Linked DNA regions of Homo sapiens: region 2 is linked to region 1. A link is an interaction called in ENCODE POLR2A ChIA-PET data of the cell type or tissue named here. Cell type or tissue: HepG2. All regions are shown on one strand. Links, peaks and the distances in the headings refer to the core of each region. The heading gives the core; the rest is flanking DNA. Region 1 overlaps RAB14 (RAB14, member RAS oncogene family). Region 2 overlaps GSN (gelsolin).

Region 1 (2,911 bases), core at 199-2,698:
CTCAGCCAAGCATGAACTGAGCTGTTTTTAATCGGGTAATGGTGACATAATCATGCTTAGCCACGTTAACACCTCCATTCAGTTTTCTTTGGACTAATAGCACAGCTGAGACTAAACGAAAACAGGTTAGCCTCTCCTCACCACAAGAAATTTTTGGCCTAATAAATGAAGAACAATGATGGGTGTACCACAGTTCAATAGCAGACATGGAAGAACAATTAGAAAATGTTCACTATGCTTCTGAGTAGACACTATTCCCTTAAATCATGCTTTTTAATGTGATCAGAAGTATTACAGGAAGAACAGATTGACCAAGCTTGTCTGAGATGCCAAACTCAACCTCACTTGTGAAAAGTCAAACACTGTCATTTGGGAAAAGTCAAACACTTTTGAAATGTAAACAAAGTTTCATTTATTAACCTGGGTTACCAACAGGCATAATCAAGGTACAATCTTTTAAGTAACAAAAATTCATATTATTTTGAAATGTAAAAAAGGAAGCAAAGAGATGTTTGCTGTTCTTCCTGCAGTAAGCATTACACATTTATAGATAGTACTTTATATGTGTATATACATTATATACTTTTCATATATACGGTTCTACTTTGAGAAACTTGAATATAATTGAAATATCTGTATTTTGGTCACACTTACGTTTTTGCACTCGCTTCGAGGAACAATAAGCCTAAAAATAAAATTCAGACTATAATTAGGACACTTCAAACTAACTCACAAGTGCACTTCTTTAGTAACATCTGAAAAAGTTTCCCATCAGTTTTTAGTACTCCTCCCATAGTATTTTATGAAAAAGTATGTAAGTTTGAGGTGGAGAGCATCTTTATATTTGTCACTAAATAACTGTACTGCTCCAACATAAATCACACAGAAATAGAAACACATTGTTACTTCCTCATTCTTGAGATTTCTGAGTCTGCATTTAAAAAAAAAATGCAAAAAAAAACCAACAAAACTGTCAAGCCCACCTTTCCTTAAAAATTCTCCCAATTGTGACCATTAAGTCTTAAAGAAACTCACCATTTTCTTCAGCAAACTGTTTGGCTTCTTCATATGTAACATCTCTCTGTGCCTCCAAATCTGCTTTATTTCCTATGAGAATTATTACCTAATTTGTGATCAAAAGAAAGACACCTTGTAACAAAAGCAGTAATTTAAACCAACCATGCAAATTCTGAAATCCAAAAATCTTGATAGAAAAAATGACTGGGCCTAAAAAGAAAACCAAGTACTAGCAATTATCCACTAGACAGGGCTACAGATTCATGAAGTCATTACTACAAAGGACCTTAGCAATGATCTAGGTCAGGGGTTGACAAACTTTCTGTAAAGAATAAATACTATATTCTTCAGGTTTGTGGGCCTCATATGGTCTCTGTTACATGTTCGTTGCTGGGTTTTTTTGTTGTTGTTTTTAACAACCCTTTAAAAATTTAAAAATCATCCTTAGTTCACAAGCCAGTCAAAAACAGGCTGTGGGCTGAATGTGGCCCACAGGCCATACATACTTTGGTGACACCTGGTCTAGTCCAAAGATTACGATATAGCTGAGTAAGATTACTAAGGGTTCATGGACAAGCTCCAGGGGATCTGTAAATACCTTGAAATACTGTAAATACTGTAATTGTGGGCATTCCCTAGAGGAGAAGATTCATGGCTTCCATCAGGTTTTCAAACAGTTCTGAGATCCTCAAAAAGTTTGAAAGCCACTAGGTTCAACTCCTTTAGGCTATCAGTAAGGAAACTGAAGCTCAAATAAGGCAAAAGGACTTGCTGAAGGTCACTCAGTGAGTCAGTGGTAGGAGGACATTAGATCTCAGGTAGAAACCCAAACTGAGATCTTGAGACAAATACTATCCTACCCCACACTATCCCTAGAAAGGATTGAGTTTATAGTTAACAGTAACTGATAAGAGATGTCTATGTGTATACACAAGGGGCAGCTGGGAGTAGGGGTTTGGGGGCACGTATGCAGTAAGTTCAAATCCAAGGCAAAATATCACCCACCAACCTATATCCACCTTGGAACCATTCATACAAGTGAAGTTAGGCCAAAGTTAAAGGCAGCTCTGCAAAGTTGTAAGAAAAAAATATGTACCCTTGGGAAACAGCAAAGGGCTTTGGCCTTTACCTGGGGTGGGGAGGGGGGTTATGGATAAACTGTCTTTGTACATTTATGAGCTTATTTGACACCAACTGGTAAAATCCTTCCCTTTTTCCCCCTTCCAAACAGATATGGTAATCTAGATATGAACACTTTAGGAATGGATGGTTTCAACTAAAAGGCACTTCAGCCATTAACTTTTTTTCATGTAAAATTACAGCTCCTGGCTCTTCCACTTTCAAAAATGTGTGTCCATAAACCAAATAATCATTTTTATCTGAATGTAAACCTCATGCAAGGACAGTTAAGTAGTACAACAAAAGTGAGCATTCTTTAAACAGTGTGGACAAAGTGCCCACTGTGAAGGGGAAGAAACTTTCATATACTATCCATTAGTATTTTAAAAGAATAAAATAATGATACTTAAAAAGGAAATCAATTTATAAAAAATCAAGTCTGGTAAAGCCACAATGACTAGCATAGGGCCATTACAAGATAGGTACTCAAAACAAGAAATACTGCCCTGCTCCTGATTCCCTATGAATCTCCAAATAAGGCTTCTTATCTCCCTGAAAGGGAAGACATAAAGTGGCATGCTAATTACAGAGATACAAAACATGCCCACAACAAAATGGTAGAGAACACAACTTCTACACAGAAATCAAGGGCAATTCTATAGAAAATGGAGCACTTAAGAAAAACTCAAGAAATTTTTTTTCTCCTGATCTGGTTCTATTTCAAAGCACATAAATGAGGCAGGAAGGACACAGGGCGGTAAGGTTAATTTTATTA
Region 2 (2,911 bases), core at 204-2,703, 110 kb after region 1:
GGTGACAGAGCGAGACCCCATCTCAAAAAAAAAAAAAAAAAAGAAAGGCATTTTTAACCCTATCTTACATGTAAGGAAATTGAGGCTCAGAGAGATAGAAACTTATCCAAGTCTCTCTTTTAACAATAAAAGCAGCCTCCTTTATATGTGCTTATTCTGTACCAAGCACTGTGCTAAGCCCCAAATGTTCTTTACCTTATTAAATTCACACAACTACCCTAGGAAAAAAGTATTATAATCCCCGTTTTATAGATGAGGAAACGGAGGCTCAGAGAGCCAAAACAACTTGCTCAAAGCCACACTGCTAATAAGTGATAGACCGGGGACTTAAATGCAGGCATTTCTGGTGGGAGCTCTTTCCACGATCACATAACAGAAGGTTGCTCTCTGTTTTTCTCCCTCTTGGAAAGTCCTTCCTCTGCAGAGCAGGAAGCTGCCTCCTGTGGCTTCTCCTGCTCATTCTGGCTTGGGTTGGGGCATTGTAGACCCTGCCTTCCCCTGCAGCTCTGCAGAGCCTGTGACTCTCCAAAGTCTTCTGCTGGTTCCACGGTCCCAGCATCTGCAGCCAGGCCTCCCTGTCTTGTTGTGGATTTGCGTTTGTGCCTGGGCTTCCCAGGGGTGGGTGGTGGGGTGCTGAAGGGGCTAGGACAGTTATTTGCAGCCCTGGCTACTGACCCACCACACCTCTCAGGGCCATTTCCTCCCCGAGAGAAGGGGAGACAGACTGCTGAAGTGGGTCCTAGCAAGAAGGGCCCAGAGCTCATACCCATGGCCAAATCTGGCTGCTTCCAGGACATGGGGTCAGGAAGTAGCAGGGCCAGGCCCCTCCAGATGTCCAGCCCTGGGTCCCAGCACTAGGTGGGGCTGGCTCCGGAAGCTGGGAAAGGACCATGGCTTTGGTCCCTGAGACAGTTGGTCTCCTGGAGTTGGCTTCAGCCAAGCCCCGCTGGCCATCTCCCCAACAGCTGGCCACTCCCAGGATGGACTTGGCCAAAGCAGAAGGCCAGCCAGCCCCGATGGGGAGCACTGCTGTGTCATGGAGACCCAGGCCTCAGTTCTGGCCTGGTTGTTGAGAGACCTGAGTTCTAGATCTACTCTGCCAGGCACTTGTTTGACTTTGTGACCCTGAAAAGTCACCCTCTTGTTCTTGGTGTGATCATCTACAAAAGAGAAGACAGACTAATGAACACTGCTGCTAATAAGTCCTGCTCTGAACAACATACTCCAACAGTCTCACTTCTGTTCCCCCAAAAGTCCTGCAACTGGGCATCACTGTCCCTGTTTACAGATGAGTGACCTGAGGCTCAGAGAGGGAAGGTAACTTGCTCTGCCTTACACAGCCCAGACCTGAACTCTAGCGTCTCACCGTGAAATCTGTAACGTTTCTCCCGCACCATCACATACCGAAGGCAGGCGTCTGTGCAGAAAACAGGCTGCTCAGAAAGAAGAGTGCTTACTTTTGGCGAGCTCCTGTGCGTCACATCCTGGGCTTCCTCACTGCTCCATGCTCTAGGTACCATTCTCCCCCTTTTAGAGATGAGGAAACTGAGGTCTGGATTGCAGAAGCTGAGTCCAGATTCGCAAACCTGTCCACAGGGCTTGCCGGAACTTTTCCAGGCCCTGTTCAGTTCCACTGGGTTTCATAACTGGCTTCTCTGTTTACTGACCATTGTCCCAATTAGCAAAATCCCTGGTCAGAAGGGCGGGTGCTCCTAGGAGGACCCAGAGAACAGCAGTGAGCCAAAAAGTAAATAGACTCCAAGAGAGGGCTTTCCATGAGTGGCTGGCTGCCTGGAAAATCAAGAACAACAGTGTTTGGAGTGAAGAGAAAAGAACAGGGTGGTGTCTTCCAGGCCCAGCCAAGGCCTTTTTGTACACTGTGGCTGGGGATGGAAGGGGCGGGGGAGGCCACCTCCTCTGGTCTCTGGTAGGGGGTCCCGCAGACATACAGAGACCAAGGTTACAGAGGAAAGGAGGGCCCAGAGCTGGTTGTGTTGTGGAGGTCCTGGGTCAACTACAGGGGAGGGAGGGGTCCCCCAGGGGGACATGGGCTGTACAGCCCCCATCCTGTGGCAGACACAGAGAATCTGCCTACTGTGTGCCTGGAGCTGGGCAGGATCCAGGAATAGCCGAGATCAGAGGTCAAGGAGATCTCCGAGGTGCACAGAAGCAGAGACCAGGACATGCTCATGTACTGAGTTGGTAGCAGAAGGGCTGCCTCCAAATCAAAGAAACCATGCCAGACCTGAGTGCCATGTGGCTCAGAGGGCAGGTGCCACAGCCAGTCCTGCACTAAATGGCCACAGCCTGGGGATCTTCCAGGCCTTTGGCCTGGGCAGTCACATCAGGTGTGTGAAAGGCTAGAGGGCTTTCCCGGTGTCACCTCCTGCCCTGGCCTGGGAAGTGTCGTGGGGACAGCTGCTCCGGAGACTCCTGGCTGCCAGGCTTGACTTGGGCTTGATTGATTTAGCCTGTTACCTGGAAAGGGCACTGCTGCTCCCTGCCCAGGTCAGGTGGTGCTAGGAGCTCCTGCTTGGTCTCCGCAGACAGAGCCTGGGCTCTGAAGCCAGTCAGACTTGTGTTTGAATCTTGGCAACACCTCTTTCCAGTTGAGTGACTTGAACCTCCCTGAGTCTCAGTTTCCCAGGCTGGGCCCAGAGGTGAGGTGGCATGCTGCTATCAGTGACTGCAGTGCCTCCTTCCTCAAGTCAGGGGCTGTGGACTGTCTGATCCAGAACGGCCTGCAGAGGTGACCTGGCCGAATGTACCCATTTTACAGATGGAACCCTGAAGCTCAGAGACTTGTAGGTCCTGGATTTGGTTGTACAACCAGTATCTGGTACTGCTTGGGCTAGGAAAGAGGCTTCGAGTCAGAGCATCAGGCCCTACCCTGTATTTTGCATATGAAGAC

Evidence for each region. Peaks named below come from ENCODE experiments on the same cell type or tissue, not always from the same donor. Only the 100,000 strongest peaks of a DNase experiment are listed, where the experiment ranks them.
Region 2: POLR2A ChIA-PET joins it to region 1 with 5 read pairs; 3 of 35 experiments call an interaction of 5 or more read pairs at or near these places.

What each region holds. Positions count from the first base shown.
Region 1 is chr9:121,182,276-121,185,186 of GRCh38, forward strand. RAB14 (RAB14, member RAS oncogene family) reads right to left here. Exons shown (of 8, transcript NM_016322.4): 6 at 1,036-1,123; 7 at 655-685. Among named protein-coding and RNA genes, the nearest start is that of RAB14, 18 kb to the right of the region's middle. In HepG2, for the core only: no CTCF peak of the experiment used is centred there; DNase peaks (open chromatin) are centred at 1,576 and 2,416; H3K4me3 peaks cover 967 bases.
Region 2 is chr9:121,293,674-121,296,584 of GRCh38, forward strand. All of the region lies in intron 2 of GSN (gelsolin), which reads left to right. Among named protein-coding and RNA genes, the nearest start is that of GSN-AS1, 9.6 kb to the left of the region's middle. RefSeq lists an enhancer at 716-1,338. In HepG2, for the core only: no CTCF peak of the experiment used is centred there; a DNase peak (open chromatin) is centred at 1,708; H3K4me3 peaks cover 1,118 bases.